Regions from separate parts of the Homo sapiens genome. Here region 2 is linked to region 1. Evidence: read pairs that join two places in POLR2A ChIA-PET (ENCODE). Cell type or tissue: OCI-LY7. All regions are shown on one strand. Each heading gives the region's core, and the rest is flanking DNA. Links, peaks and the distances in the headings are about the cores only. Region 1 overlaps TMIGD1 (transmembrane and immunoglobulin domain containing 1). Region 2 overlaps BLMH (bleomycin hydrolase).

Region 1 (5,383 bases), core at 161-5,160:
ACCTATCAATAGCCACTGCTCTCTACCCTAGGCAACATAGTGAGACCCTTTTTTTCTTTTTTAAGACAGAATCTCGCTCTGCCGCCCAGGCTGGAGTGCAGTGGCTTGATCTCGGCTCACTGCAACCTCTGTCTCCTGGGTTCAAGCGATTCTCCTGTCTCAGCCTCCCAAGTAGCTGGTACTACAGGTGTACACCACCATGCCCAGATAATTTTTGTATTTTAGGTAGAGACAGTGTTTCGCCATGTTGGCCAGTCTGGCCTCGAACTCCTGACATTAAGTGATCTGCCTGCCTTGGCCTCCTAAAGTGCTGGGATTATAGGTGTGAGCCACCATGCCTGGCCAACCCCTTTTTTTTTTTTTTTAGAGATGGAGCCTGGGTATGTTGCCCAGGCTGGTCTTGAACTCCTGACCACAAGCAATTCTCCTACCTGGGCCTCCCAAAGTGTTGCAATTACAGGCATCAGCCACTGCACCTGGCAGGACCCCGTTTCTTAAAAAAGTAACAAAGTAAAAGTGCTTCAGTTCAACAAAGGTTTTAAAGTGACCTTGTCTAAGCCCCTGGATTCTGATGCCATCCAACGACGGGAAGGAGCTTCAGTCATGGCTTAAGTAACATTTTAGGCATTTAAAGGAAATTGAGCATGTGCTATTTATCGCACAATTGAGTTTATGGATTGAGGTGCAGTCAACAAATATTTACTGAGTGACTAATGTGTGTTATGCACTGTGTTCAGCACTGCAAAAAATAGGACAGGTGTAGAAGGCTCCTCTGCCTTCGTGGAGCTCATCTTCTAGTGAGGGAGACAGACATTAAACAAACAGACACTACAGATTAAGTATTAGAAAGGAAACAGGGTCATGAGTTAGCAAGTGAAGGGCAAAAACCAGGGAAGAGGGGAAGAAGTGACTTTAGGTAAATTTAATTTCAAAGCCCAATCCCTATATACCTTAAGATTATGAAATAGGGTTTATCTCCCCTGTCCCCATAACTGTATAACACACTAACCAGTTATTATTATAATTATTTTTGGAGACAGGGTCTCACTCTGTCACTCAGACTGGAGTGCAGTGGCATGATCATGGCTCACTGCAGCGTCGACCTCTAGGGCTTAAGAGATCCTCCTACTTCAGCCTCCTGAGTAGTCAAGACTACCAGTGCGTGCCACCACACCCAGTTAATTTTTTGATTTGATGTAGAGACAGGGTTCCAATATGTTGCCCAGGCTGTTTTGGAACTCCTGGGCTCAAGCAACCCTCCCGCTCGGTCTCCCAAAGTCCTGGGATTACAAGCATGAACCATCCCACCCAGCCTGTAACTACCTTTTTATCATTTCCTGCTCTGGATAATTTTGGGAAATAAATGGATTAAATTTTTGCCCTCTCTTAGCTGTTTCTAAAAATTATTCTCATGAAGGTATGGGTCATATCACCCCTATGGAGAAACTTTGCTCAGGGAGCCTTTTTCTAGTAAGCCCTGGTTCTGTACTAGCCAGCTCTGGGACACACCAAAGGCCCGTCAACCTTACTGGGGAGCCCCTCTATTTGCAAGATATCAAAACAAAGGGGAAGTAAAGGTGGGACAATAAGAAAAAGAAATCAGAATTCAGTCACAGGTTGGAATATTTTTACCAAGCCAGATAAAATGAAGCCACATGTGACAGCTCTTACTCTATTTTTTTATTTTTATTTATTTATTTTTTGAGACAGAGTTTCACTCTTGTTGCCCAGGCTGGAGCGCAGTGGTGCGATCTCGGCTCACTGCAACCTCTGCCTTCTGGTTTCAAGCAATTCTCCTGCCTCAGCCTCCCAGGTAGCTGGGATTACAGGTGGCTACCATCATGCCCGGCTAATTTTTTTTGTATTTTTAGTAGAGACGGGTTTCACCATATTGGTCAGGCTGGTCTCAAACCGCTGACCTCCTGATCCACCCGCCTCGGCCTCCCAAAATGCTGGGATTACAGGCGTGAGCCGCTGCACCTGGCTGACAGCTCTTATTCTATACACAAACCGAAGTAAACTACCTTACCCATTGGCTTGCTTTGGATTCCAAATTTCTGTTGAAAGTGACTTTGGTCGGGGCATGGTGGTTCATGCCTGTAACCCCAGCACTTTGGGAAGCTGAGGTGGCAGATTGCTTGAGCCCAGGAATTCAAGACCAGCCTGATCCACATGGCAAGACCTCCTCTCTACAAAAACAATTTTTTTGATTAGCTGGTTCTGATGGCACGCACCTGTCCCAGCTATTCAGGAGGCTGAAGTGGAAAGATCGCTTGAGCCTGGGGGGATGAGGCTGCAGTGAACTATGATTACGCTACTGCACTCCAGCCTGGGTGGCAGAGCGAGACCCTGTCTCCAAAAAAATAAAAGAAAAAGAAAGAAAAAAGAGACTTTGGCAAGGGTAATTACATAACTGCCCCTCTCCCCTTGTCCTGTTTTATGGTCTCATTTGTAACCAGACCTGATATTTCCCTCCTATATTCATCATGGTTAAATAATCCCAACACATGGGCTAAATCTTGTGCTCAAGAAAAGATCTGTGATGTCGTTTGTAGCTTTGCATGGCCTCATTTAGGTACTTCCTCACTGAGCCGTGAAGCCAGGTGAGGGCTCATGAAAATCTTGGCATTTAGCCCAAGCCCCAGCAGCAGAGCATTTATGCCACCAGCCGTGGGAAGTAGCTAAGCAAGAAGAAATAAGAAAAACAAGTTGGTTTGGAAGAGCCCCACCCAAAACAAGTTTCTGCCCACCTGAAAGCCAATTTGCTAAGCTAGCATCCTGATTGCCACATAAGCTGTACTTTTTTTTAATGTGACACAGAGCAATTATGATTTCTTCTTAACCAGGAGGGATATAATTCCCTGGCCTGCAAGTGTGGTGTTCATAGTCAGGATGGCAGGGCATGAGGCCCACCCTTCCATGCTTTTGTGGTCTTGGGGGAGGTAAATAACCACAAAGCTTTTTCACTGCTTCTATCTCATGGGTATTCAGGATATTTGTGGGTTTGGTTTTTAAAACAAGTAGCCCCTGAGCAATTGTTAGTGCTCCGCAGGACGAATTACTGATCATTCCAGGAATCACAGTGATGGGCATTCAACCACCAGTAAGTCTTCTTCCCCACTAGCCACTCTTTTCATATCCCATAACTCTTCCCCTCAAGGGGAAGCAAATAAGATGTCCTATGGTTACATCACCACAACACTTCTGGCAGGGGTTCAGCTGGCTTCCTGGTGACTGACAAGACTGGCAATAAGTGAGTACAGGGAGGCAAATGACAAAGTGAGTAATGTTCTAACAAGATATGGGAGTCTCAGCTTGTTGGGCTGCTCCTGGTGTGCTAGCATGAGAGCAGACCATGTGTGAATGAGCATTTTTGGCATCTGCTACCCCAGGTATTTTGCCTTTCTCTTTTTGTATGAGCAAGAAATATGAGGAGGGAAAACCCCACAGAGCATCATTTGTTCTGTCATTGTAGAGGTGATAACCCTGGGTAGATGAAGCATGAATCCAAGAGAAAGGGCTTTTTTGTCCCCTTATTTTTTCCTACTCTCTCTGCTGATTACCCTACAGGTTAGAATTTGAGTTAGGAGTGATTGTAGGGATCCATTTTCTTATCTAGTCCTAATTTCTCTTCTCTGTGTGTTTTTTACTTCTGTTAGTTATGAAGCTGTGAACTCAAAAGTCCAGTTGCTACACACATTGTTGCCCAGGAGAATTCATGGAAATACTCTTCCCTAAAAGCCAAGCAGGATTGTTTCCTATATTTGGTTCTAAGAAAGGATTCTTGCTCAAAAAACAGTGTCCTGTATGGAATGGGCATGATTTCCCTGAAAGGATGGACTAGGATTCTTAGTGGAAAAATCCTTGGATGGGGATGATTCTCCAAAGAAAATCCTGGCCCTAATCATAACCGTTATTATCATTTATTGTCACCAGAAATATTCACTGAGCATCTGGTGTGAGTTTTGCACTGTGCTGGGTATTACTTAAAAAGAGCATTACCTTTAACAATCAGGTGAAAGTCCAAGCTCTCCGTTTTCAGAGATGACTTTGCAATACAACTGTAGGTTCCGTTGTCAGGCTTCTCGACTTTGGTGATTGACAGCTGAAAAGACTCACTTGTCTGTTGGATTTGGTGACGGCTTTTCTCTAAATCGAGGAGACTACTGTTTTTGTACCACATCATTTGAGCCTGGGGGTTGGCTTTCACATTGCAAACCAACTTCACATTACTGCCTTCCTCAACTGTTTGGAAGTCGTTTCCACTTAGGAGAGGAGGAACTGCAAGACTCAAGCATTTAGATTTAATTAGCAGATAAGCAATAGTTCACTGTCAGAGTTCAAAGTCTTCCTTCAATCTATCTCATGTGGTCATTTATTCATTTGACAAAAATTTATTAAATACGTACGGTGTGACAAGCACTGGGGTAACAAGGGCAAATAACACTTCCAGTTCCAAATCTCATAGAACTTTTAATGTGATGAAGAAGACAAACCATGAAACAATATATGATTATGAGCATGATATATATAGTAATGATCTATGACAAGCAGACAATTTGTAACACTACCCAAGAGTATAAGCCTTGAGTCTTTCTTCTCTGAGAATTAATAAACCAACCTGTGCTAGTGTTGCACAAAACAGTACAAAATTAAGAAGACATACATTGCAATTAGATCTAATTCCATCTACACCGTTTACTGTGACTTTGAGACAGTTAACTAACTGCTAAGGCCTCTGTTTCTCATGTAAAAAAAAAATGGGATAATCATACATCTCCTGAGATGCTGTAAAGATTAAATAAAATAATCCCTGTAAAGAATTTGCCACAGTGCTAGCCGCTATTATTATTACGGTGGTGGTGGTTTTGAGGGTTACTCTCACCGTCTGTTTTTGCATTTTATCGAACCATTGCCTTGGTAACATATTCACCAATGCATCTTTGCGTTTTCTCAGTGGTGCTCTAGAAATAATGTCCTCCTCCCAGAAGGTGTTCTAAGCATGAGAACTCTGGCATCTGTGGAAGGCAAGTGAGTCCCTCTCATCCCTGTGTGTGAGCAACTCCTTTTTTCCTCTACAATAAGGGCAGTTGTAGACCCATAGACAGTCAACACATCTATCACTGTGCATATTCTGGCAGAAGTGCAGAATAGTAATGAAATGGTTGGAGAGTGGGAACTAGGAAAAAGATAGAGACGGAGAAGGAGGAAAAAGGAGCTTGTATAATCTGCACACTGAATAATTAGACCCTGAGTAGGCTGTGTTATTAATAACTCTCTCAGAAGAATGACATTTTGTTGCTCTTTGGAATGAGCTCGAATTCTGTATCATATCCAACAAGGATGTTATATGGTATTCAGATAGGAAGGAAGCTGCTGGAAT
Region 2 (5,383 bases), core at 299-5,298, 48 kb before region 1:
ACCTCTCCATCTTTGATGGAGGCAGCAACCATCTTTTTCAGGAAGTCAATGGGCTGGTTGTTGTATAGAGTTTTTCTCCCTCCAACCATATTGCTTAAGTATTCCACTGTGTAAAGTTTGTTGTACTTGTGCTGGGGCCTAGGGTCATTCACTAAACAAATCTATCAAGATCAAGAACACATTAATTAGGGCACAAAACCAGGAATGTCAAGCAACACACAGCTCTCCTCTAGGTTCATGTTTCCATCAAGCTCATCATCTCTGCCTACAAGCTAAGTACTACAGCCACATTGTTAAGTAACAAAGAAACACAAGGTGGCAAAATACATGTGAGAGAGGTCCTTGCTTATTCTAATTCGCGTAAGAGACACAATTAGGAGGTGCATCTACCTGTTTTTCCTACTAGCAAGAACTGCTCCAAAAGCAATTTTTTTTTTTTTTTTTTTGAGACAGAATCTCACTCTGTCGCCCAGGCTGGAGTGCAATGGCGCCATCTCGGCTCACTGCAACCTCCGCCTCCCAGGTTCAAGTGATTCTCCTGCTTCAGCCTCCCAAGTAGCTGGGATTACAGATGTGCGCCACCATGCCTGGCTAATTTTTGTATTTTTAGTAGAGACGGAGTTTCACCATGTTGGCCAGGCTGGTCTCGAACTCCCGAACTCAGGTGATCCACTCACCACAGCCTCCCAGTGTGCTGGGATTACAGGCATGAGCCACCGCACCCGGCCCTCAAAACTCATTCTGAAAAATAACATGCACTGAGTAAGAAAAATTGGAGAGCTAATCACAAGGCCCCTGTTCTCAAGTTACAAGACAGGCATCTGCTTGGAAGAGGATCAAGAAGCCAATAAAAGGAAGAGGCTCTGATCCTCCTACTAGGCAGATGAGGAAGACCTAAAGGGAACAGGAAAAACTAAGATTACTCCCTTCAACAGGAGAGTTCCCCGAGGGGACCTCAGTGCAAAAGTGCTCTGAATCCACGATAAGAAATACCCAACACACTTTCATTGTTTTGCACTTGAGAATGATTCTGGTCCTATACAGGGGCGCATGTGGGAATTAAAATGACTGCTGGCTTACAGTTTAAAAAGTCTCTGAAGAGGAACATTGTGGAAAAGCTGATAAATCCTGGCACCACCAACTTCATTAGCTGCATAAAATACTTCAGAGGAAGTGGGGAAAAATGTTTGTTTGCTGTCTAGTTTGATACTCATACATGCTAACCAAGAATCTTATACAATTCCCTGTGGTTAACAGCCATTTGAAAGTAAACAGCCAGTGACTACCAGTGCCATTCACCAACCTTATCTTCCATATTGAAGAGTGGCTTGACATGTTCCCTGTAAAACTCCAAGGGTGTTATGGGGCCAATTTTCTGATAATTTTTATCTTTGTCTCGATATTCCCAGGTGAATGTCTCTGGTGGATTACCCAAACAGATGCACACCACTCGGAATATCTGGAAGAGAGGAGGAGGAAAGGCGAGCAATGGTTAGGGGGAAATGTTATTTTTTTCACCTCTTCATTTTCCTTAAGCTTAGGAAACACAAGAAGTTAGTGGCTAAATTCAAGCTAAAAATTTCACAAGAAATCTAATACTGCGTCAAAAACTGGAAAGCCGATGTCTGAGATTTGTTATCAGTCAACTTATGAGTTCTCAAATAAACACTGTGAACAATGCGATTCTGAAATGTTAACATTTAGTGCTTAGTACTTGTCCTGAAAATTTAAACTTCCTTAGCCAAGAATCTGTCTACCATTGATACCCAGCAAGATCTGAGTTGCTGCTCTGATTATTTTTCAAGTAACCAAAAAATGACAAATTTTATAAATGGATTTCCTTCCCTTTATACATTGATGTTTTCCTTATTACAACAGGGGTCTCTAGTCATAGGAAAGTAACTAATTTTTCAGCTGGAGTTGGATGACAATGCCTGTTAAAAGTATTACTAGAAGAGGAGGGCCAGGTGCAGTGGTTCATGCCTGTAATCCCAGTACTTTGGGAAGCTGAGGTTGGAGGATCCCTTGAACCCAGGAGTTCAAGACCAGCCTGGATAACATAGTGAAACCTCATCTTAAAAAAGAAAAAAATTAGCTGGACGTGGTGGCTCATGCCTGTAGTCCCAGGTGCTCAAGAGGCTGAGGAGGGAGGATCGCTTGAGCCCAGGAGGCAGAAGCTTCAGTGAGCCATGATCGTGCCACTACACTCCAGCCTGGGTGACAGAGCAAGACCCTATCTCAAAAAATACAAAAATTAGGGGCACATGTTCTCAGGATCTCCTGAGGGCTGAGTCATGGTTTAAAAAAAAAAAAAAAAAAAGTACAAAAACTAGCCAGGCGTGGTGGCCTGTGCCTGTGGTCACAGCTACTCAGGAGGCTGAGGTGGGGTGACCACTTGAGCCCAGGAGGCAGAGGTTGCAGTGAGTTGAGATCACACCACTGCACTCCAGCCTGAGTGACAGAGTGAGGACCCTGTCTCAAAAATAAAAAGAAGAGGAGTGACTTTTAGTAATAAGGTATAATTTTTTGGGTTGTGAGACAACATATTTTCTAATGATGTCACAACACCTTCAAGTTAACATCATTACGATCCAAGGATATACTTTATATTATTTTCATTTTATAGAAATGCAAAAACAAGGCTGGGCACAGTGGCTCACGCCTGTAATCCCAGCACTTTGGGAGGCTGAGGCAGGTGGATCATGAGGTCAGGAGTTTGAGACCAGCCTGGCCAACATGGTGAAACCCTGTCTTTACTAAAGATACAAAAGAAAACAAAACAAAACAAAACAAAAAAACTAGCTGGGCATGGTGGTATGTACCTATAATCCCAGCTACTCGGGAGGCTGAGGCAGGAGAATCCCTTGAACCCAGGAGGCAGAGGTTGCAGTGAGCCGAGATCATGCCATTGCACTCTGGCCTGGGGGACAGGGCGAGACTCCATCTCAAAAAAAAAAAGAAAGCAATGCAAAAATAGAAAAAGAGATACACCCTGCACAAGGACAGAATAAAGAAAGTATTTTATCTTCTATATCAAATGTCCTTGTCTTTTTAAAAACATAACACTATGATCTGCCTGTCCCTTTTGCACCCACAGTCACCACCCTGATCCAATCATCTATTACCTGCATTATTTATACTACACATTTCTATCCGCTATCACATTCAACAGAAACAGATTTTATATTTACCAAGTGTGCCTATATTGTGCTAGATACTATGTATTTGCTAGGTCCACGTAATTCTCATAATACCCTCTCAAGGTATATTTCCCTCCACTTCCCCTTCACCTTTTTTTTTTAAATCAGAGATTGAGACACAAAGAAACCAAGTAATTTACTTAAGGTCACACAGCCAGCAAGTGGAAAACCACAATCTAAACTGAGGTCACATGCTGTCAAAAACAACAACAACAACAAAATATTGCTCCTTGGCTACAGGATTTAAAAAGGGAAGATGTACTGACCGTCTACTTTGCTGTACTATCTTTCACTACCATATTTCTTAAGCCTCTCAACAAAGATGGTGGATATTATCCCCCTTTTACAGATAAGGATATCAAGGTTCAGGGAAATAAATCACTTTCCTGAAGTCATAGAGCCAGTAAATGGCAGAATTAGGATTTGAACTTAGGGCTGACTTTAATATGTTGTTTCCAAAACTCCATCTATTTACCATTTACTGTAACTTTCTAGATTTCATATAACTTGTCTCCCATAAAAGATTATACACTTCTTAAAGATAAGAACCAGATCATGGATATTTTGTGTCCTTTATAGCATCTAGCAGTGCTGGCGACATGACACAGATACACCAGTTGATCTGAACATTGTTCCATTCTCCATATCACCACAGGAGAATTTGAAAAGCACTACTTTTCTCAACTCACGTCCCTGTTGAAGATCCAATGTTTCCCTATTACCTCCCATAACAAATCCAAACTCCGTGACCTAATTCCTTTTTCTTACTTTTTAACTTAGGCAAAACATATGTTTAGTGTGTAAAACACACTAACAATTCGTTTTTTAAAAACATACATATATACCCATGTAACCATCATTCATATCAATATACATAACATTTCCAGGCTCTGGAGGTTCTCTGGCTCCTTTGCTGTTAAGTAACCCACAACTTCCACCAGATAACCACTGTTTTTACTTTATAACCATTGATTAGTTTTGCCTGTCCTTTAACTTCGTATAAAAGTATTCATAGAACACATTATCTTTTGTGTCTGGCTTCCTTTGGCTGACATAATGTCTGTGAGATTCACACACATTGCTGTGTATATGAGCAATTTGTTCACTGCTGTGATTCTATCTTAACAGAAGCAAGTTAACTTAGAGAAGAAGTTATGCTTGCCTGTCATTTTGTTTTGTTCTGTTTTCCAAGAGAGAACCTTCCTTTATTAAGATTTACTGTGTGTGTTACGAGCCTGAACATCTAGTCATTAAACCATCTCTCTTTTAACGTTATATCCTTCCCAAGTTGGTTTCTACCACAGAAAGGAGGCAGAGTATCACATAAGCAACCGTAATTGAGTTACTCTAGCCAAGGATTAATGAGCTCTGTTTGGGATTCACATTCATTTTGTATTTACTCAGTGCCAAGGCTACAAATGACAACTTTAGGCATCTGTCATTATGAAGAAGACATTGCCACTGGTAACTATGGTCAAGTCAATGACAATGAAGGTGTACAGTCAGAACATACTTAGATTAGAAAGGTTTTAAAGACCTAAATGATGTGTATTTTCAACTAGTAACTACTGTTACATGTGTATCTACATGTAGTAGTGGAACCATTTCAATCAATTCTCAGTTATCCAACGGTGGTAAATTCAGCTCAGCCAGGCCCTGGCCAAAAAAGGAGAGGCAATGCCAGGCCCAACTAAGATGAAGATAACTAAGTGAATTTCTGGTTACTTTTAAACATATTCTAAAGATAAATACAAATGTTTTACACTATAATTTGCAAAATACCTTATTATGTACTTGACTCCCTGTTTAAAGTAAAAAGTGTTAAATTCCTCCTTCTCCCAAATACATTAGAGGAAATATGCATTTCTGCTATCTAAATGAATTCTATAGTGAGTCCTTTTATAAAACAATGCTTATGCCCTTCACATATATTTTATAAATCTGAATTTTAATAAAAATATAATTAAGGCATAAATAAGGATAAGGGTGATATTTCTTTTAGATTCTAGTAAAACTTTGTAACTTGAGACATGTTGCATTGTTTTATACTATTTGTTTACCATGACTATAAATTATCCAAAGTCATTAATATTTAAGTCAGTCTGTAACACTTTGGAAGGAATATCTGACTCTGAGCCAAATAACAATAGTTAATTAAATAAGCTCTCATTAAAAAAAAATGC

What was found. Peaks named below come from ENCODE experiments on the same cell type or tissue, not always from the same donor. Only the 100,000 strongest peaks of a DNase experiment are listed, where the experiment ranks them.
Region 2: POLR2A ChIA-PET joins it to region 1 with 10 read pairs; 6 of 35 experiments call an interaction of 5 or more read pairs at or near these places.

What each region holds. Positions count from the first base shown.
Region 1 is chr17:30,320,814-30,326,196 of GRCh38, forward strand. TMIGD1 (transmembrane and immunoglobulin domain containing 1) reads right to left here. Exons shown (of 7, transcript NM_206832.3): 4 at 4,003-4,281. Among named protein-coding and RNA genes, the nearest start is that of TMIGD1, 11 kb to the right of the region's middle. In OCI-LY7, for the core only: no CTCF peak of the experiment used is centred there; DNase peaks (open chromatin) are centred at 1,128, 2,268, 2,618 and 3,228; H3K4me3 peaks cover 2,708 bases; H3K27ac peaks cover 5,000 bases.
Region 2 is chr17:30,272,739-30,278,121 of GRCh38, forward strand. BLMH (bleomycin hydrolase) reads right to left here. Exons shown (of 12, transcript NM_000386.4): 7 at 1,304-1,459; 8 at 3-161. Among named protein-coding and RNA genes, the nearest start is that of BLMH, 17 kb to the right of the region's middle. In OCI-LY7, for the core only: no CTCF peak of the experiment used is centred there; no DNase peak of the experiment used is centred there.